2 separate regions of the Mus musculus genome follow, and region 1 is linked to region 2. A link is a loop called in an ENCODE intact Hi-C map of the cell type or tissue named here. Cell type or tissue: gastrocnemius. All regions are shown on one strand. Links, peaks and the distances in the headings refer to the core of each region. The heading gives the core; the rest is flanking DNA. Region 1 overlaps Zmiz1 (zinc finger, MIZ-type containing 1). Region 2 has its middle 32 kb from the start of Zcchc24.

The links. A loop is a pair of places that touch in the nucleus more often than their neighbours do. Peaks named below come from ENCODE experiments on the same cell type or tissue, not always from the same donor. Only the 100,000 strongest peaks of a DNase experiment are listed, where the experiment ranks them.
Region 1: a loop joins it to region 2, with 2.3 times the contacts of the local background. A loop is called at or near these places in 1 of 42 quality-filtered maps.

The regions. Positions count from the first base shown.
Region 1 is chr14:25,640,945-25,651,870 of GRCm38, reverse strand. It overlaps Zmiz1 (zinc finger, MIZ-type containing 1), which reads right to left. Exons shown (of 24, transcript NM_001310666.1): 8 at 8,199-8,313; 9 at 6,998-7,215; 10 at 6,014-6,212; 11 at 4,864-5,136; 12 at 2,021-2,203; 13 at 1,266-1,346; 14 at 478-652; 15 at 1-24. Among named protein-coding and RNA genes, the nearest start is that of Gm52102, 15 kb to the left of the region's middle. In gastrocnemius, for the core only: a CTCF peak has its summit at 5,317 (motif pointing left); DNase peaks (open chromatin) are centred at 5,046 and 5,330; H3K27ac peaks cover 1,357 bases.
Region 2 is chr14:25,795,307-25,806,232 of GRCm38, reverse strand. No RefSeq gene overlaps it. Among named protein-coding and RNA genes, the nearest start is that of Zcchc24, 32 kb to the right of the region's middle. In gastrocnemius, for the core only: CTCF peaks have their summits at 5,848 and 7,859 (motif pointing left); DNase peaks (open chromatin) are centred at 3,449, 5,852 and 9,360; H3K27ac peaks cover 4,626 bases.

The sequences.
Region 1 (10,926 bases), core at 1,528-9,527, 150 kb after region 2:
GCCGTAGCTCGTCATTGTGGTTGGCTGGGCAAAGACAAGGAGCATGTGAGTGGCAAGCACCCCAGCCTCACAGGTGCTGGGGCTGAAGCGGGACTCGCGCATCCACGGGACACTACTTTGGGAAGCATGCTCAGACAACACAAATGTGGGCCATACGCCACAGAAGGTGTGGTGTGCCCAACCTCGGGCTGGGAGCCTCTGGCTTCCTCGAGCTCAGCTGGCTCACCCCACCCTGCAATCCCGTTCCTCTCACTGGCCTCTCAGTACCTGAAGATCCATGCTCTTCTGGTGGCTGGGAATAAGGAGGCCTATGGTCCAGCCCCCACACCAACTATCACTGGGATTGGGGAGTCCTTGTTCTCAGCCCTCCTGCCTTTTCTGCATAACTCCCACCTCAGTCTAGCTTCTGAACCCTCTGATCCTGCCCACTGAGGGTCCCCAAGGTCAACTGAAGAATAGGGGGTATGGGCTCCTCACCTGGGGGTGGTGGCAGAGCACTCATATTTGGCTTGATATCAGGTGGGAAAGGTGGTTTGACATCTTGGCTGGGGGACAGATAGGGAGGTATGCTGCTCCCGGGCGTCATGGGGGGAGTGGGGTTCCCTGGAACAGGTGAGTGGGGGTAATTCGCCACAGGAACCGGCCTGGGAGGCTGGAAAAAAAGAGATCAGAAATAGGTTATGAACTCTGAGAGGTAATGGGTCAGGCTGTGGACATATGCTCTACCTGTGCCAAGTTCTACCCAAGGGCTACTCCTCCCAGCACGGGAGGGGAGTCACCAGAGGACTCACGCTCTCCTGCAGGATCCGGCTTCTTCTGGAGGACAGGGGGGACTGGGAAGAACCTTGCCCCTTATTAAAGCCCACACTGCTGAATCCCCCTCAGGGTTAGGTACATTTGTGGCTTCCTATAGCCAGGGGTCAAAGTGGACACAGAGGCCCAGTGTGCTAGGGACTTGTCTAACCTACACCAGGAGGAAAGAGCAGCTGGCCTCCCTGAATTGTGATTCTAGTCCATATTCCTTGACCCTGTTTGGGGCCCCTTTTCTCCTCACTGTCTTTGGTTTTCTGTAGTGCCCATGCTTGTCCTTGGTCACACATTGAAGCAGTGGACTCTAGGTCCCGAGCGTATCTACGCCTCAGCAGATGGCCACTCCCCCACCCGTGGACCCCTAAAACCTTGCAGAGGTGCTGGGGTGGGAAGGTAAGGGATGTGTAAGCCTGCTGATGCCTGCTGAGGGTCAGCTGGACTTTCTAAGCCCTCACCCTGTTGACGCTCCCTTGGCTGTAGCTGCTGTAGCTGCTTCCGGAGGAGAAGGTGTTGTTCTGTCCATTAAACTGTTCTGGCTGTTGAAATGAAATGAGACAGAGGAGTAAGCAGAGCAGCCCCGCGGCCTGACTCCGCTGGAGACACGAGGGTTCTGGGGAAGAAGGCACCAAGACGGGGGTCTCTAGGACTAGTGTGGAAAGTGGAGGGGCCCGAGCTTTGCTCCTGTTAACAATTTAGTAGACATTTTCCACAGCAGTGATGGGGATTGCTGAAATGAACACCCTTGAGCAAAGATGGCAAACACGCTGAAGGGTAAACTCAAGAGGGGTTTTCCCTTCTGAGAATGCATTTTGCAGCAATGGAAAAGGTTAAAGGCTCAGAGATCTTCATCAAAGCAGTATTGTAAAATCAAAAAATGAGGAGTGAATATGGGAAGGATGAGCTAGGGTGAGATCATCACCTCCATGGGCTGCTGGGCAGCCATTGAGACAGGGACAGAGACATTCTATAAGCAACAAGCATACAACATGTGCAGGGGGAACAGGCTCAAGATTACAGTGGTGGTCAGCTTTGTCTTTCAGAATTGTGCCTCCTCTGCCATCATTGTCTCATGTACTGTGAATGAAGGAGAGGAAGGCTATTCTGAGCCCAGACACAGTTGAGCACTGACAGAAAGTCAGGACTGCACCCCCCACTCCTAAAGCTGTTGCAGGTGTGTTAGTTATGTGGGTGCCCTGAAGATGGAACTCACCTTGTAATACTGCCCCATGTTGACTGTGGGGGGTGGGTACTGTCCGGTGCTGGGTTGGCTCGGCATCCTTTGTCCAGGGTAGTTGGGAGATGTGAGTGGCCTTGGGGGGTTAGGGGTAGGGTACTGGCCTGGCTGGGTGGGGAACTGGCTGTTTGGTCCATATTGCTGGTTTCCATAGTTGGGCTGTAGGAATGGAGAAAGGGCAGGGGTTGTCATGGTGATGTGATGTACTCAGATACCAGGTCTGGGGCCCAGCTTTTTTTTTTTTTTTTTTTTAAAAGATTGATTTTATGGCCCATATATATTATCTGTATGTGCACTGTGTGCATGCCTAGTGCCTGTGAAGGTCAGAAGAATGTATCAGAATCCTGGAATCAAGAGTTATGGATGATTATGAGCCATCATATGGATCCTGGGAACTGATCCTGGCTCCTCTGCAAGAGCAATAACCACCGAGCCACCTCTCCAGCTCCCCAACTTCTCTTCTTAGCTCTATGGTCTCCTGCACACAAGACGCCCTCTCTACCTGTCATAGGGAGAGAATGAGCCAGAGAATATTAAAAGCCTCCACTTGCTTTGACATCCAGGGACACTACATGCTGCAGGTCCAGGCCATATGCCACCACTCCATAAAACTGTTTTTTTGGAACCCAACGGATGCTCAGAGCTTCTCAGCTGTGTCTTTGAGGGGTTCAATCTTAAAGTACTCCTTTGTTTCTCCCAGTGTTTGTGTGTGCACCCCGATATGTCAGGGAGATGCAGGTCACAGAATTTGTTACCAAGAGCTGACAAGCCATGCAGTGAGGCTGATCTGGATAGCACTGTCCCTACATCCTATACAGAGCAAACATCTATCTAGTGCTCCATTCTTAGCAGCGTCAACTATACAGCTGTGGGAGAACTAGCCAATGAGGAGTGGGGAGCACGAGAGCCCCTCCTAGAGAAGTCACTGAGGAAGGAGACAGTGCCACCTCCTTCCATCTTCCCTAGCTGGAACAGTGGATGATCTAGGGCTTCCTGTCACCTAGGTACCCAGAACATGGTGTCCCAGAGTCAATGGTTCTTTGATGTCTATTCAAGAATATTCCCTGTCAGAGAGTCTCATCCTCTAGGCTTAAATCTAGTTGGTGAGAGTGCGCCAAGTGCCTGAGAGTGCTCATCAGAGTGGACTGTGCTCAGGAACTTTCAATGACTGTACGGTGGGGGGACATCTGCTACTCTGGGCCACAGCGAGTTCTCACGGTGGTGTGAAGTGGCTGGTACCTGCATGTTCACCAGGCTACAGGAGTGTGGTAGGGGACCAGACAACATGATTGAAGCCTGAATTAAGGATGTACCTTTTTTGTTGTTTTGTTTTGTTGACACAAGATTTCTCTGTGTAGCTCTGGTTATCTCAGAACTTGCTCGGTAGACCAGGCTAGCCTAGAACTCATAGATCTGTTTGCCTCTGCCTCCCAAGTACTGAGATTAAAGGCATATACCACCAATGCCTGGCTAGGTTGTACCACTTCTAACATAGGATGAACATACTGCCATGAGGTAGAAGCCAGAGCTCCCAGCATCTTATAACCTGGACCAGCTGGGAAGCAGCAATGCTCTGGGGAGAACTCCTTTAGTAAAAGCAGAGGGCTTGGCTTCAATGTAGGGCTTTCAATATGCAATTCTTCTGCGGCCTCATCTCAGGTGAGCAGCCTGAAGCTCAGACATGCATGCCCAGTGCAGCCAACTATCTCTCAGGAGGTTGAGGGTAGAGGGTGTTTAGTGACTGTGTTCTGGGAGTGAAGCCATCAGCTTAAGGCCCCAAACCAAGGACAGGCAGGGCTGGGAGGAGCCTAAAGGCCTTTGAGTTTCTCTCCCTAGTGCCCACTAGGTCGAGGCTCAGGTCTTGAGTTGGCCTCCTGGGTGTACAGGAAGCCTAATCACTATAGCCTATTCCTGAGTCTCAGGCTTAGGGCACCTATACCAATTATGACATCATCCAACCTCTGTGAGAGTGGCGGCTGAAGGGACCTGTGGGGACAGAGAGCTTATGCTTTCGTGGGATAGAAATCTGCTTCAGCTCAAGTTGAAGGCCACAGTCTTGACCAGCCAGAAGGACATGATCTGAGAAGATGAAGAGCTGAGGTGCCATGCCCAGGAAGGGGCATCATGGTGTGCCAAAGACAAACTTCACTGGAGCGAGGGGGGCGCATCAGCTGGGCACGGATCTTGGTCTCAGTTGTATTCTGAGTGTCACTGAGACCTGGTGACTTCCCTTTTCCCCTGACCTTCCACGGTGCTTGGGACCGTCTGCTGGGATGGTTTCCTCTGGCACCTCTGCTAGGAGACCCCAGAGAAGGCACTATCCCCAGGAGAGCAATATGATGGAAGTAAGCCCTAGGGATACTGTGTGCCATCCGATGGCCTCCCTGACACACAGCCTGTACTAGTGTACTAGTGGCAGCCCTCACTCTCTAGGTGGCTCCCTGCACTGAGGTCCTCATCCAGGGTCATCCATTAGTATCTGAGTATGGACAGGGTTAAGTGGTCTCCATGGTTTCTGCTTCTACACTTGCCTGCTCTAGGCAGGGTATTTTACAATGTCACGGCCCCCTGTCCTCTGGGCATTCTAAGGGCCAGTGTGGATTGTGAATACCATTGATTTAAAGTCATACACACTCAGGTGTAGTGACTTGTTTGGTGTTTTCCACAACAGAGATGATATTAGTCAGGGGCTAAGCCTCCAAAGCCCTTTAGTTCAAGTTCTCTAAGTGGCCTAACTGTGCCTTTTCCAAGGTCCCTGGGTCCATGGTCCCTCTGTCAATGTTCCTTCTCCTCCCATCCCCCATCATAGTCACACTTACCTCTCCCGGGTATGGCCTCTTTATGCTCTGAATAGGAAGGGACTGGGGCCGGGGGCCTGGGTAGGTCTGCTGGGGCATCCTTTGCCCGTGTGTGCCAAAGGGGCTGATGCCGGGTGGTCGGGGCTGGTTCATGCCCATGGGAGGGCCGCTCATGCCCGAGGGTGTCATGCCAGCTGCCATGCCGGCAGGGTTCAGGCTGCCCCCCATGGAGGCAGGCCCCCGAGGCCCGGGTTGGTTCATGAATTGGCTGTTATACGCCTGGGTGGGACCCATCTGGAAAGAGGAACACACCTTCAATGGGAGAAGAAGAAAAAAAAAAGAATAAAATGCCACATGCATTGAAAGTGCAGGGAAGGAAGGTAGGGGGCTAAAGGGGGAGCAGCACTTTCCCACAGGGCTGCAGTTAAGAGCCAGGAGCTCTTAAAGGACCCAGTCCTCCAGGGCTCACTACTGCCCTCTGCAGGTCTCATGGGAAAATGCAGCTGGTGGGTTTGGGTAGGGCAGGGAGCAGTCACTCCAAGGCACAGGCAGCATTCCCAGGGAGGCAGGCAGGGGACATGGAAGTGGGTAGGGATGGGAGGGACACAGGGAGGACACAGGAAGAGGAGGCGGATGAGGATGGAGGCTGAAGCCCTTTCCTGAAAGCCCTGGCCTTGCCCTTGGTCAGTAGCCAATGGAGACACACCCTCCATACACTAAGTGTGATTTACCCAGCCCACTTCCTCCTGCTCACCCTGCACCCTTCCTTCATGTTTCTGCCTTGCAGGGTTATGGGGTTCCCCTTTTCACACCCCACCCCATCCTTTTGAAGGTCAGAGGATCTACGATGAGGCCTGGGTAAAATCCACAGATGGGACAATAGTGGCCTCAGAGGTGATTAGGGACAAGCTAGTCACAAAGCCATTTTAGGCACACAACCTACTGTCTGATAAGCAGGAACTCCGAAACCAATAGGGTACCTCTTCCCCCATATGCACTGGGAGCTACCAGCCCAGAGAGCATAGCATACCCCCAAACCCCACCACACCCAACCATTTTACCATACCCACACACAACACTCTTTTAAGGGGCTTCCAAGGATACCCGTGGCATTAACGCTCAAGATTTCCCCAGCCTGGGTGAGGCCAGGCCAGCGGGCAGGAACCCTTACCGGTCCATACTGGTTTATATCCTTGTTCTGTGTCTCTTGCAAGGCTGCCACTGTAGCTGTGGCTGTGGCTGTGGCTGTGGCAGCGGCGGCTGCTACTGCAGCTGCTGCAGCAGCGGCCGCTGGCTGGGTGAAGTCAGCAGGAGGCCGAGTATGTGGAGGGATGCCCATGCCTGCTGGGGCACTAGGACCCCCAGGGTAACTGTGGAGGAGAAGCAGGGAGCAGTCAGAGAGAACTCATTAGCTGACTCTGGGATGTACCCAGTACCAGGAGGAAGGCTACAGGATTATACGCATGAATTCCAGACACCTAGCTTGTGGGTGTGAGGCCCAGCAGCGGACCTGGGACTTCTGAGATTGGTGGCTATTCTTGCTACTAGTGATGACAAGGCCACTCCTTTTTGAATCTTTGCTGGGGCTAGGACATTTCCATAGCTTCTCTGCTTTTCCTTGGTCACCACAGACTACCTTCTAAGCAAACATTGACCTGAGAATTGTATGGTGCTGTGTGCTGTAGATGTGGATTGAGGTGTGTGAGACTCCTGTTTTGAACTGCGAGGCTAGAAACCCAGCAACTTTGCCTCGAGAGCTAGGCGGAGTGTGCTCAAGGTGGCTTGGGCTGCTTCTGTCCCTTCTTCACTGTGATCTGAGGTTGGGGACTCTAGCCTCCATTTCTTCTTCATTCAGGTCAGTGAGCTTTCTAAGGAGTTTTGGACAGATGGAGCTCACTGCCACTGCTCTCCAATCCTGCCTGCTCACCCCACTGTCTTAGCATAAAGGTACATGGCTGAGAAGGAACTGAGGAAGTATCCCCTCTACCCCTGGGAGGTTGATGCCAATCTGCTAAGACACATGGCAGAACTGTCCTCATATCCTAGACCAGGCTATGTGGAACTGGCATTCAAATAAGAGTCCTTCCTGGATGTAGGTAGGAAGGCAGGGCTAACACGCTGCCGTAGAAGGGCACCATCCAGGTTGGTCACTCACCTGGCCCCAAAGCCCCCGCTACCAGGGTAGCCAGGTCGGCCGTACATGTTGGGCTGGATATAGGGCTGTGCAGGGCCAGCTTTGGTGGAGAACTGTTGCTGTTGCCCTGCGAACTGTGGGGAGTTGATGCCGGGGTTGCTGGTGCTCATGCCTGATGCCATGGGGTTGCCACCTGGATTCATAGGGTTGTTGGCATTGGCCATAGGGTTCCCGAGGACCTGCAAACAGAGAGAAAGAGAGAGAGAGAGGGGGGGGGGGAGAGAGAGAGAGAGAGACTGTCATTAAGGTCGGTACCTGAGGCAGCGTGGAGAAAGAGAAGACAAAGACTGAAACATGGCAGGGAAGACACAGCAGAGGAGCATGGGAGTGGCTTGAAGAGTCCCCAGAACACGTAAGGGATCAAAGGGAGTGGGCTGAGAATGTCAGCCAGGAAGGAGTGAGGCCAAGGCTCACAAAGCCAGCCCAAGTGGTCCCCATGGCTGCAGAGATAGATCTGAGGCAAGCGAAGTCTTTGGCAAACATTAGCCTACTCGGTCCCAACTCTACAATAGGGCTTGGTGGACGCCCTGGGCTGCTGCTCTAAAAAAGACACCTCTGTGTCTTTGGCCCAGATGTTGTCTGTGGATGAAGACCCAGGGAAGCATGACAGCTCCCCCCCAGGATGGCCTGGCCTAGGTCCGGCAGAGGGGGGCCCTCTGTTAGGAAGGAGGTGAGGAGAGAGAAAAGAAGAGGAAACAAGAATAGCATGTCTGGGAAGACAGCTGGGCTTGTCAGGCTAAGGCACCCTTTACTGAGAGGTGACATCTTAGGAAAACCTAATCCAGACCATTCAGGGCCAAAGGTTTCCAGCTTAGAACCCTGAGGTCAGTAACGCCCAGTAACGCTCTTGTTTGCACAACTGGAGGGAACAAGGTCTCAGAACAGTACTCATGGCCTTGTCACATAAACACCCTTCCTCTTCTATCCCAGAAGGCCCTACAATGGGGGATGATCCTCAGGGACCCAGCTGTGTCCCTACTGAGACAGCTGTGTACCCTTTCCGGAGTGATGCTGTCTGCAGCTGGATATGTCCTGAGACTGTCTTCAGTGAGGAGAGTGTCACGGCACGGTTCTCTGGAGAACCCCCCTCCCCACTCTTGGGAGGAATAAGAGACACTTGTGCCTAGGAGGGACCATGGTAGAGGATGGGACAAGTTCTTACCTGACTCTGGGATGTGTTGGTCACTCCCCACACCGTGGTGACCACGGAGAGGGAGCCGGGAGGCTGATTGGTGTTCTGCTGCCAAGGGACAGAGTCATAAGGAAATGACCCATCACTGCAAAGAGAGAAGAGGTCTTTAGAGCTAGGGCAAGGCAGGTGGCAGTGTCTTCACTTCACTATCCCAGCCGACCTTTGCCCCAGTGAGCTCTGGGGCTCCAGGCTCATGACAGCACTTGTATAATGGAAATGGGCCAGGCAGATGTGACCCTCTCCCAACAATGCAGGGGCTACCCCTGTGTTAGCTGTGTAAGCTGGGTGGGTCTACAGTCCAGCAGCTATGCAGTGAAGAAGCCAGCTAGTGCGATCGAAAGCTCACTCTAAGTCCCTTCTTCAAGTATACCGATTTCCCATGACCCCCTATAGAAACAGTCAGGACCTCGGCATTGTCTTCACTGGGGACAGCCTGGTTCCAACTTTAATGAGGCTGGAAGGGCCTTGGTGGAATCTTGCTTCTGTCCTTGTTCTCAGCACCTCATGACAAACTAGCTGCTGAACTGAGTCCCACTGACCTGGACTTCGGAATTCAGGCTTGGGTCACCCTTCCTCTGGGCCCAGGACCAGGCCTGCCCAGGTGCCCCGCCCCACCTCCCAGTCCTGTGCACATCCCTGCCTGGCTGAAACCTTCCCTTCCCTACAAGTGAGCATCATCAGGCTCCAGGGTTTACTGGGTAAAGTCCAGATGCACTCCAGACAGAACGATCTATCCCACTGGCTCGTCCCTGAGCCTTCACCAAGCCTCCTCACTCCAGCCCTGCAGTGGGTTGCTGATACAGGGAGCTCTTCCCAAGGAGCCCTCAGGGATCTATCTACCTCCTCTACTCAGTAAGTCTCAGGCTTACAGAGAACACTCAGAAAGGCCTTCTAGCCAGCCAGGGTGATGTGGGAGGAGCACAAGGGGTCCAGAGTGATGGACAGCATTGAGACTTGCCAGGGTCCCTAGGCCCACTCTAGATCACCCTTACTTCCTCAGTGAGAGCCGTAAAACACTGTACCTGTGCCCCAGAGCAGCAGAAAATCTCGTGTGGCACCCTCTTCCCTGGGTCTGCCTCCACTGGTCTGTGCTGACTTGCTTCCTGTTTCTCTGGAAAGTCGCCTCTTTGGAAAGCCTTCCCACCTCTCGGAATATAAAGGAGCAACCCACCCTGTTCTTTACGTATTTTTCATGACACTTATCACACATTTGATTATTATCTTCCTAGCCTCTACTCCAGAACCTGGAGTGAGAGGAATCCAGCAGTTTTATGGGACAGAGTGGATTAAAGGCCAGGGGACAAACAAGCTAGCCAGGAGCCAGGCCCTGAACTGGCCCCGAGAGTGGAGAAGCACTCCTGAGCAAGCCCTGTATTTTCTAAGCTGGGGTGACTGAACACTGTGGCCTGCGCTCTCATTGTTCATGGTGGTCAGAGAGTAACCTACTATCTTAAGCTGTTCTGGCCCCTGCTGCCTGGTCAGGTATCCGCCGACCTGGAAATTAGTCCTGAACCCATCCCTCACTAGCTGACCCTGCAAGTCTTCCTTGGGGCACTCTCATTTTTGAGCACATGCCCTCATGCCTTGTCCAAATACAGGAGTGGGTCCTGGTGCTCAGTAGCATGAGGGAGCAGAACACAGTGACAAACGGGGTCGTAGCTTGGTTGGGAGAGTGCCTGCCTAGCATGCACGAAGCCTATGCTTTGCTCTCCATCACTGCACAGACACGCCCGGAGAGAAATATTTACAATTACCCTATTATCTCAGAGGAGAAGACGGGAGAATCGGAGGTTCAAGGTTATCCTTGGCTACATGGAAAGTTTGGGTCTAGCCTGGGCTGTATGAAGCCCCGTCTCAAAAACAAAACAAAACAATAACCCTAAACTCTAAACCCAAACTAAACAACACAAAACACAGGCGGGAGATGGCTCAGTAGTTAAGAGCACTGACTGCTCTTCCAAAGGTCTTGAGTTCAAATCCCAGTAACCACATGGTGGCTCACAACCATCTGTAATGAGATCTGATGCCCTCTTCTGGGGAGTCTGAAGACAGCTACAGTGTATTTACATATAATAAATAAATCTTAAAAAAAAAAACAACCACAGTGCAGATGAATAAATACTGTTCTCTCAACACACCGGCCACTGTGGACTAAGAATCAGTACCAAGAGGCTCAGTCAAGAACACAATGTGAGCACAGGCCTTGGGGTCTGAGCAGCACATTCTCCAAGAGGATAAGAGTGAAGCAGGCTCAGTATTCTTGGTGTCCAAGGAGGGGGATATCAGGGCTAGACTGGAGAGAGAAACGGCATGGCTCAGGAGCAGGGCCCAGGAGCACAGGTGGCTGACTGAGGACTAAATGCAGCTTGTGAAAGTGAGGCCTGTGGCCAGGCAAGAAGGGAGGGGCTGAGCCACAGATGGCATAAAGTACCTGGCTGGGACACCCTGCAGAGCGTGTTTTCACAGAAAAGGGAGACCTCTGGCCATCCATTATCCTTCTGGATTCCCAGCTCTGGTATGCTGGACAGAGGTTCTCGAGTGACCGATCTCGAGTGACCGAATAAAGCAAAAAAGTCTGTCTTTCCCCCACCACACCCCACCCTTCAGAACTGCTTTACAAACTCCCTACCACCTTCCAGGCTCGTGAAGATTTGATTCAGGTTTTAACAAGCAGCTGGACAGGTCCAGGGGGGAGGGG
Region 2 (10,926 bases), core at 1,706-9,705:
CAGGGAAGGCACGGGCGACTGAGCATGGGAGGTCCTGTCAACTTTCCTCTGCCTGACGGGAAGCCACAGCTGTGGGTAGGAGGGACATAGGAAGAAGAATGTGCAGTTTATAGGGACAGAGCTGCTGGCCAGTGATGCACTTAATTTAGTCCAAGCCTGGCAAGACCAGGGCAGATTAATGCAGATCAGGTGCAGCCCTTTCCTCAGGCGAGGCTGGGAGCCAGGATTTGGCTCAAGTGTATTGCTGGCCAAAGGGGCCTAGGCCAAGGCCAGAGCGGGTGGAGGTAAATACGCCCTTGGGACAGAGCAACTTTCTTTTCAGGAGAGGGAAAGAGCTGGAGTCATCTGACTAGGCTCAAGGAGCCAAAAGGATCAACCTGCTCATTTCTCTCCAGCTTAGAGTCTCACGGCCTGGAAGCTCTGTTCACAGGCATGATCTCATATCTGCGGGGGAGACATAGGTGAGCATTTTATAGATGAAGAGAGGGAGGCAGAAAGACCTGCAGGAGCAGCTCTTGGCACCCAGGTGGAACCCAGGGCCCAGGGCCCAGGGCCAGCCCTTCCCCCACACTCTCCACATATCTGATGGAAGTCTACTTTGAGTAGAAGGGTTGATGAGGCCACCAAGGAGCCACATTCGGCCTCTTGGAGCTGACCTCAGGCCCAAGTTGATTTCAGGAAAAAGAGAATCCATGCTGGAACCAAAGTACCAGGGTTTGATTCCCTGACTCTGCTGCTTCTTGTGTGAACCACTGCTGTTTCTTGGGACTCAGTTTCCTCGTCCAGACAAGCCCGTCCATCTGATGGCTTCAGAGCCTAGAGCATGACTGGGTTTTGTTCACCATCAGAGTCTATCTACCATCAGTCAGGAGCTTCCAGAAGCTTCTGGGGCAGCTCCCCCCACCCCCTGCCTTCCCCTTTCCTTTGCTTCTGTCCTGGGCCTTGGAGGCAGAATAAAAGACAGCTTAGGGAGTCTTCAAGGCTACTGCCAAACAGCTGCTTCAGTAAGCACCACGGCAGCCATGACAGCTGCCTACACAGGTCCCACCAGAGGCCGACACTTTGTGCTTAGGGGATTCTGTTCAAAGGCTGAACAGCAGTATATTCTAGATTCTCAGACTTTCACTTTCTAACAGGGACAACCCTAATGTTTATCAGCGTGCACACAGGAACAAGCTCTGGCCTGGGGCTAGTGAAACGGCTCAGAGGGTAAAGTTGCTGGCCACCCAGGCTGGCACCCTGAGTTTGATCCCTGGGACCCATGTGGTGGAGGGAGAGAATCAACTCCCACAAGTTATTGTCTGACCTCTATACACAGGTTGTGGCGTGCATGCCTCTCCCCCCACCCCCACCCCAGGGAAATAAATAAATACAGGGGAAAAACACTTTGGGGGGGATGATGTAGTCTATATGCATAATGGTTTTATACCCCTAAACAGGAATATGGTATGGATATACCACATAACTAAGAGCACCTTGGGAACATCGTCTTTGGTGGGAGAAGCCAGATAAGCACAGTCTTATGTTGTATGTGGAAACTTGTTCATACAAAACAGAGGAAAGCTAGGGCAGTGGGTAGATGTCCTGGTACTAGATATCATATTCATACTGGCCTTCTCTGTCTGTCTGTCTGTCTTCTAACATGGCTAATGGCTCTGTGCACACTGGGCTCAGTGTTCAGGTGAGCATTGCACAGCTGCCCACCTGCTTCTGAGCAGTTGGTGAGTGGAGAAAGACTACCGGCTCAAAGGTCACCGAGATGATGTTCCCATCTCGGCTCTGACTAAAATTTGCCCCAGTTCCCTGTATAACTCAAGTTTCTTGATTTGTCTTTTGGCTTATCGGGTTCTCACTCGTCAAGTGGGGAAACAAGGTGGTTAAGGAGAGAATAAAATAAGTTTTTCCTGTCACTGGTATTCAGGACACAGTAATGAGTACAAGGGCATGTGTGTGTATAGACACACTCATACACACATGCACACACTTATACACACACAGACAAACACACTCATACATGCATGCATGCATGTGTGCATGTATACACACACACACCCCTCTGGGGTGGGAGTCTGCTAGGAACAAGGAAAGGACAGTCAGATGCCAGTTCCTTAGGAGACAGACCAGAGGGACACTTGGAGTCTGTGGGCCAGGGGAATCTGAGAAAGCTTACAGGTGGAGTTTTGCTTACACCAAGAGGCTCCCACCCCAGAGCCAGGTCTTGCCCCACCATGCTGGGTAGAAGCTTTCCTGGGAGGCACAGCCAGTTCAGGGAGCATGGAGTTGTCCGAACGCCACAAAGTAAAGCTGGGCCCAAGGTTTCTGACCCAGTGAGTAGCATTCCGAGAGGCCTGAAGCCTGAAAGGCCTGCGGAACCCCAGGTATCTGAGACCCCAGGCTTCACAATGACTTGGGTTGAGTGGCTACAGCCTCTGGATTCTTCTCAGACCCCTGCCTGGGCCTGTCCTGCAGCCTCTGATACTCCCGTTGGGGGCACAAAGGAAAGTTGAGTTGGGGGTTAAGGGTTGGGAGGGGAAGCCTACAGCTGAGCTGGGGGCCTGGGAAATTTGAGCCCAGCCACAGGCGGCCACAGGCAGGAGAAAGCCTGCTGAGCCCTAGCCCAGCCTCCCCAGCAGTCCCAGGATTAGCTCAGCAGCCTTCACTGTGCCCTGGACATCTGTAGTCTGCTCCCCTATCTCCCAGGTTCATGGAGGTGAAGGAGCCAAGGGACAGCTGTGTCTTAGAGCCTAAGACTAAGAGAATCCAGCAATGGCAGTGGAGCTGTCTGGCCTCGGTCCAGAAAGGCCCTCCCCCTTCCCCTTGCTTATGAGCCCCAAGGAACTTGGATGAGGAGGAGAGGAAGAGCAACAACACTTGTGTAGCTCACCAGACACAGGGGCACTGAGGGCCCCTTACCTCATTCTCAAAACTGTCACAAGGCTACCAGCACTTGTTGCCTTAGCTTAGAAGACTGGCTCAGAGGGGTTAAGGAACTTGCCTTGAGTAACCCAGTGGAAGTGTCAGGATAAAAATCCAGGTTAAAAGCAGTCTACTTCTGAATCTTGAAGCCCATTTGGACCCCAAAGAATGAGAAGGCAGTAGCAGGTTGCCCTGTTTGCTGACTGAGAGCTTTTGGTGACCCTGACTACATCATTGGGTGGCATGCTGAGACAAGAGGCTTTGTGAAGGTGGCTGGATGATCTGTCCCATGGATCTGGCATCAGTTGAGAAGGTCACAAGTAGAGAACTCAGCTGGAAAAATAGAGGCAATTCGGCTTAGAGAAGTCTTTGAGGAGGACGGATTGTTGATGGCCTAGTACAGACTCACCAGCATGGGGACCCAGTTCAGCCAGGATAGGTTAAGTTTTGCTACAATAACAAACAATCCCCACATTTCATTGGCTTCCACAACTCTTTGTTTCCTGTTCCTGCTACTCATTCAAAACAGGTCAGCACAGGGAACAGGGTGGGGGCAGGGGGCTGCTGTGCATTCTGCTAGCTCATGGATTCAGGCCAAATCAAGCTTCATCCAGACAGTCCTCCCCATATTTTGGCAGAGCTAAAACTGCACACTAGCTTTTAAAACTTTAGCCTAGTTTTTACTGGCCAAAGGAAGTCACACAGTGTATTAGCCAGCTTTTATTCACTGGAAAAACATCTGATATAACTGAGAGAATAGTTTTATTTTGGCCTGTGGTTGGTTAGCATCATTGCTTGGGCCTATGTTGAGGTTGTACCATGGCAGAAGTATGTTGGAGAGGAGAATACTACTCATCCCATGTTAGCTGGGAGAAAGGACCAGGGTCCCAATATTCTCCAAGGCCATACCCTGTCCTAGTTAAGTTTTTCATTGCTGTGAAGAGACACCATGACCACAGCCACTCTTATAAAGGAAGTTTCACTAGGACTGGCTTAAAGTTTCAGAAGCTTAGTCCATTGTCATCGTGGTGGGAAGTATGGTGGCACACAGGCAGACGTGGTGCTGGAGAAGGAGCTGAGTGTTCTACATCTGGATTGGCCGGCATCAAGAAGAGAGAATGACACTGGGCCTGCATTGATTTTCTGAGATCTCAAAGCCCACCCTAGTGATACACTTCCTCCAAGAAGGCCACACTCATCCCAACAATGCCACATCTCCAATAATACCACTCCCTGTGTGTGTGTGTGTGGGGGGGGGCGGGGGGCATTTTCATTCAGGCCAATGGGACTTCCAACTTGGCCTCACCTATTAAAGATCCCACCACCTCCCAATCGTGCCCAGACCATATTACCACTTACCAAAACCACAGCCAGGGAAATATCTAACTTGATGCTGAACATAAGCATACATGCACCCTATCCTGCCACTGCTCAGAAGCAGACAGGAATGTCTCATGGATAACAACAATGACTACCATAGAGCCAAAGGGGCAACAGGAAAGGATGTGGGGGGAGGCACATTTCAGCATGATCTTCCCGGAAAGCAGCGTCTGTCAACGGCAGTTGGTAGATGCACCACGGGAAAGTACTAGAAGGTTCTTCATGGTCAGCGGAAGTTGGGATGAGGGCTTTACAGCCAGAAGTAGTTATGTCCAGTCCCTATTCTTCCCTCTTTCTTTCTTTTTTCTTTCCTTCTTTCTTTTCTTCCTTCCTTCCTTCCTTCCTTCCTTCCTTCCTTCCTTCCTTCCTCCCTCCCTCTCTCTCTCTCTCTCTTTCTTTCTTTCTTTCTTTCTTTCTTTCTTTCTTTCTTTCTTTCTTTTTTTTTAAAAGATTTGTTATTTATTTTATGTATGTAAGTACACTATCGCTGTCTTCAGACACACCAGAAGAGGGCATCGGAACCCATTACAGATGGTTGTGAGCCACCATGTGGTTGCTGCGAATTGAACTCAGGACCTCTGGAAGGCCAGTCAGTGCTCTTAACTGCTGAGCCATCTCTCCAGGCCCCCTGTTCTTTCTTAATGGCCATTGCTATGTGCAGACTATTTACCAGCTCTTGGCTCTCACCTCTTCTCCACAATGTGGGAATGAGACATCCAGTAGATTGCTGTGGAGACTAAATGAGATACTATTTTTAAAAAATGCCCGTACCATCCTCTACACCTGGCAAATCCTCCCCAAATCCATTGTGTTTCTTGTTGTTTCTATTTCTACCCCAGATCCCATGACCTTGCCCCTCCCAGAATCCTTGACTGCATCCTTTCTTCAGCATCTCACATCCCTAAGACATTATAGTCAGCAGCCAGGGCAAGGCAAGGAAAAAACTGCATTCTGGCCAAGAACACTAATTTTTCTGCACTTCTGCCCCATGGGTTGGTGAGGTTGGAACCTTCTCTGTGAAGCTTCTGATTTCTTATCCACTCCTATCTCCAGATGTTCTTCTCTTCCCATGGTCTAGACGCCTGCGAAGCAGCTACCTTGTTTATCTTATCTTCAGGTCTTCCCTGACAGTCACTGATCCAACATAGACCTCTGTGGTTTTTTTTTTTTCCCCATATAAATGGAGCCTTTATGTAAGAGCTTTTTGTGTGCAGCCGACTGCTATATCTGTGGCAGATTCGGATGAGAGGTTTCCCTGCTCCGCTCCTATCTAACACATCACTACTATCTGTTTCTTGTCACTCGGCAGACTTTTCTGCTTGCAAATGTGGGCTCTTTAATTTCTGATATAAAACTGTCCATACTCAGACCCTTCCCATAAATTTGAATGGTCCATTTGGGAGACATCAAGAGATGTGGTGTGGGCCAAAAGGGGGGGGGGGCACAGAAGCACAGAGGAAGGGCGGGACTTAAGGAAGCCTAGCCTAGCCTACTTACTCCTCACAAACTCGCTGCAGCTCGCCGAGGTTGGTCTGCAGTACCGGTTTTGGACAGTAGGGGAGGACCAGCGACTGTGCCCGGGATGCCTCGCTGGGCTGATGAGGGTTTCAAGCTTCTCCCCTAGGTCCGTTTGTGCTGCAAGGGGTGACAGGGTTCTGGGCTCTCAGCTCAACTCTCTCCGTCTTCCAGGAGGCTCCTTTCCAAAAGTGCTGTTGCAACTGCGGCTTCCGCTTCTGTTCCCTAGAACTGTCTCATCCGAATGCCTTACCTCCCAGGGTGTGGGCTCTTGCAAAGAAATCCGTGTATTTAATACTCAGAGCTTGTGTGTCTCATGAAAGGATAGCCTGGCAATCCCAGATTCAAGGTTGTCCATGATCTCAGTCCTCGGTACCTTTCCACCCATTTTCTCATATGTGCGGCAAATAAAAGGCCTGTCACTTGGGAAAGCAGGTGATTTCTAGCTGTCTCTGGCTCCCATCATCCCGTTAAGGATCCTGCAGTAAAGAAGCCTGCACCAGACAATTAACCTAGCATTTCCCCAAATTATTTAACAAGCAAGGCTATTTCCTCATGTTAGCACCTTACATCTCATGTAATGGAGTGACCACCTCTAGGTCTGACCTCATGGTCCCCCCATTATCAGGCTCTGGCGCCCCTCAGCTCCAGATCTCAGTGGCCCATCTAACATGGGTCTTCTTGGGGCTCTAGCATCAGACAGCCCTCCTTAATATGCCACTTTCGGTGATTTTTGATGTTCTAGTTCCGGGCATCTCAGTTACAGTGTCTGCTCTCTTGGCTCTCTCGGTTCTGTGTGCAGCAAAAGTCCCAGGTCTCCAAAGAAGTCCTCTAAGGAACAAGAGGAGCTCACCTTAACTCCTAAGAATCCAACGCACTCTGTAGCTCAATTCCCAGCAGGTACCCCCCCCCCCACACACACACCATTAGCACTGTCTTGGGCAGAGTAGAATACAGGCTTGCTTGCCGCTGCCCTGGGCCCAGAGTGAACTTCAGGGCTTAGTGGGAATCAAAGCCTGCTGGAGCGAGTCAGAGGCTACCTGGATTTCTACTTGCCCCCAGCCGGCACAGTGGTTCCAAGAGTTAGGATGCGTCCTTTGAAAGTTCATGTGTCAGAAACTCAAGCTTCAGTCACATGTTCGTGGCATTTTAGAGTTGGAACATTTAGCAAGTAGTGAGGATTAGGAAAGCTCACGAGGGGGAGGCCTCGGGATGGCATTCAAGTTTATATGTCAAAATGAAGAGTGCAGAAGCTGGCACGGGAGCTGCCTCACCACAATGCACTCTGCCATGCTGGGACTCATCACAAGTACCCCAGCAGACTCCAGTACTGTGCTCTGGATTCCCTAGACTCCAAAATGCTAGCCAGACAAATCGTTATACTTTATAAATTCAATTGTTTGCTGTTCCTTTATAGAAATAGAAAATAGACCAAGTTAGCCTGTAAATGTGCTGAATATCTGATCCAGATGAAGTGCACAATAGGATCCTAACTTTTTATTTTAATGGTTTAAAATGTTCACTTTTTATCATTATTATTACTATTATTGTGTGTGTGATATGTGCGTGTGAATGTGAAGTGTGTGTGTGAGTGTGAGCATGCTCATGGAGGTCAGAGGGCAACTTTTGGGTGTTGGTTCTCTCCTTCCATCATGAAATCCAAGAATGAAATTCAGGTCATGGGGTCTGTGCTCAACCTAGCGAATCTTACCACTGGCCCACATCTTAAAACTTTTACTTGCTAATGTGCTTATATATCTATCATCTGTGCTACAGGTTTCACCAAGTGTAGTTCTTGGAGCCTTTGAATGGGAGCCATCTATCATTGAGTCAAATGATTTTAAGACAAAAAGTAATGATACGTGGTTTTATTTAACTATTAAAACATGTAAAAGCAACAGAAATTATGAAAAAGGGGACTGGGGAGATGGCTCAGCAGTTAAGAGCACTGACTGCTCTTCCAGAGGTCCTAAGTTTAATTCCAGGCAACCACATGGTGGGTGGCTCACAATCACCTGTAATGGGATCAGATGCCCTCTTCTGGTGTGTCTGAAGACAGCAACAGTGTACTCATATACATAAAATAAATAAATAATTCTATTTTAAAAATTACGAAAAAGGAAAGACTTTCTAATAAATTTAACCTTGCAAAGTTTGTTATATTGTCATCATTAAAAAAAAATTCTGCATAAGCAAATAAAAACTTTACCATACCAGCTTGCAACCTTGGGCCAGGGTCTGGGGATTAAGATATGTGTACACCTGTTGTGGTACAGGTCCAACCAGTACCATGTTACAACCACACTGCAAGGCTGATCACTAGTTATGGACTTCTCTAAGCATTTTGTGTTATATGAAGACTGATATTTTATATTTTTGGAAGCTATTATCTCTCTCTCTCTCTCTCTCTCTCTCTCTCTCTCTGTGTGTGTGTGTGTGTGTGTGTGTGTGTGTGTGTGTGTGTGTGTATGTGTGTGTGTGTGTGTGTATGTGTGTGTGTGTGCAGGTGCCTGCAGAACTCAGAGGAACCTCCTCAGGCTACACACACACACACACACACACACACACACACACACACACACAAGGCCTGGAACCTGGAACCTTTGGGCAGCTGTAGGCACTATCTTCAAGCAGTGTCATCTGGATGGTGAAGGGCAGCCATCTCCACAGTAGGAAGAATGAGGCTCTCCTCTGTGCAGAAGATGAGTCTGAAGGTCAGGACATCATCGTTATGTCTTTAAGGGAATAGTCGGTGCTTTTAACTGCTGAGCCATCTCACTAGCCCCTCATCTAGTTTCTTAAGGAACAAATTTATGCAAGGTTTACATTGCAGAACACCATTTATGTAAAAACATTTTTCTCTGTTTTCTTCACAGCTGTATATGCTCAGTCTACCATCTCATGTAGTCCAAATAATTTTTTATTCCTCAAGACTATTTTGAACTCAGTTATACCAAAAAGACCTGATTAAATGTCAAGCACATTACACTTAAAATTATTATTTTCACTTAAATATGGTAACTCTCTATACTGATGACTATCCAAGTTCCATCCAGTATTTAAACACTCACTTGTTTCCTATAGTTAAACATCTCTGAACCCCGAAATATCCTTTCTGTGCCCTCTGGCTCAGAAAAGGATATTTTTAAAATATCCACTGGCTCTTTTTAAAGTCTTAGAAGATCAACATATTTTTTTTAATGACGTAGCCTGAAGTCAACTACTCCGAGACTATGTCCCTCTTCATCCTCCCTCTGATCTCTGTGCCTGCTTCTGATGTATGTTGATTTGTGGTCTCACCGAATCATCAATATTCGGTTGTCCATCTGTCTATCCAGCTTACTGTCTCATTTGCCAGACTGAACTCCTCAAAGAGAAGTCTTCATGCGGTCACCCAAGCCCGGGCCATCAGGCATTTGGCAGCATGTGGCCAGGGAATGGCTGGAGTGTGTGCACTTCCGAGGATGCTAAGCTGCCGGGTTGGTGGCCTGAGGACCAAATCCTGGCCACGGGCCTGACAGCGGTGGAGGAGGCTACTCCATTAGGTCCCTGTGGGACTCTCCCAGGCCTGCCCGGTGGACTCTGCCACCCTTGCTTTCCTCCCTCATCCCAAGGCTTATCTGCAAATCTCAGCACTCCCCAAGGCATGTTCAAGAGCCAAGTGGAGCCTTCCATCTGGATCGAATTAAATGGCTGGAAGACTTATGTCTTGGAGTCAGCAGGGCTGGAGGAAGACTTTCAGAGAGAAACCTGACCTTCTTCCTCCGAGAACTAACTGAAAAGAAAAACAATGAGCTGGTGAGAGCCGTCCGTCCGTCCGCCCGCAGGGGTAGAGATCGTGAGGAATGAATGATAGAGCAGGCCTTTGCTATCTGTCAAGGTTCTGAGTCCTGGGGCCTCTCCTCACCTCGGCAGCATGGATGGACAGTGGTTCGTGCTTTGTGGTGGGAACGGAGTGAGGCAGACATGGATGGACAGTGGTTCGTGCTTTGTGGTGGGAACAGAGTGAGGTAGACAGAAGGACGTACGTAGACGGAACAGACAGACCATTATTTTATGACAACAAACCTAGCTTCCTATCCTGTGCCCCACCCCTACATCAGCCAGGAGGCAGCCACTCTCAAACCTTTTAAAAACAATTCTTTTGGTTATTGTCTCTATATCTCCACTGAAATAACTTGCTTGCATCAATGCTATTGAAGTTTCCATTTTAAACCTCTCTAATTGACTTTTTTACCATGAGAGATGAAAGGCTGGACTCTCATAGAGATCCTTCATCTTCATCCTCTCTCTGTCCCTCTGTCTGTCTCTTACACATGCACTTACAAGCACACACACACACGCACACACACACACACGCACAAATGCACACATGCACACACACTTCCCGTGTTTGACCCCCGTTATGACTGTGTCTTAATGCTGGTGGGAGTCACAGGATTTACATCTATGGTGATTAAGTAAACAGTATTCTCTGCTTAGACATAAGTTTCACCACAGTCTCTTTTTCTCCCCCAAGCAGAATTTTTTTTTTCTTGTGGAATTAGTAGTTATGATCTTGTTTAGTTGGGTTTTGAATTGCTTGGTGAGGTTTGACGTCCCTCCCACCCTCCCCACACACACATTGTGTAATCTGCTCTCTCCCAGCGGCATCTGGGAATCCAGTCCTCCCCTCTGTAGTCCCTCCCCTCCCACCAGCTGGCGTCTGGCCCCCTCTCTGCACAGTCAGCCGCGGGATCCTCTTTCGCTTCTTGTCCCCTTTCTCTCCTGTGTTTGGCCTCCTGTTTTCTACATCCCAACTCTCTGTCTACAGCTTCATTTTCAGTGGGACATATCCCCTACTAATGGTTTTCTTTCTTTTTTTTTTTTTAAGCGATCAATGAGGCAAATAGTTAAAGATTATTTTTCCACCCTTGAACTTGATCGATGGCTTAGCTGAACATGGAGTATAATTCTATTCGACTAGAATGCTTGGGAGATGATTTCCTTTAAAACCCTGTGCTCCAGAACTTCCTTTTAGCTTACCAGTGCTTGTGTGCTGATGGCTGCTTCTGTTTATAGCCAGGCTGTGTCTCCGAAATCTTCAGGGCTTCCTTTTTGTTCCATGCGCCCCAG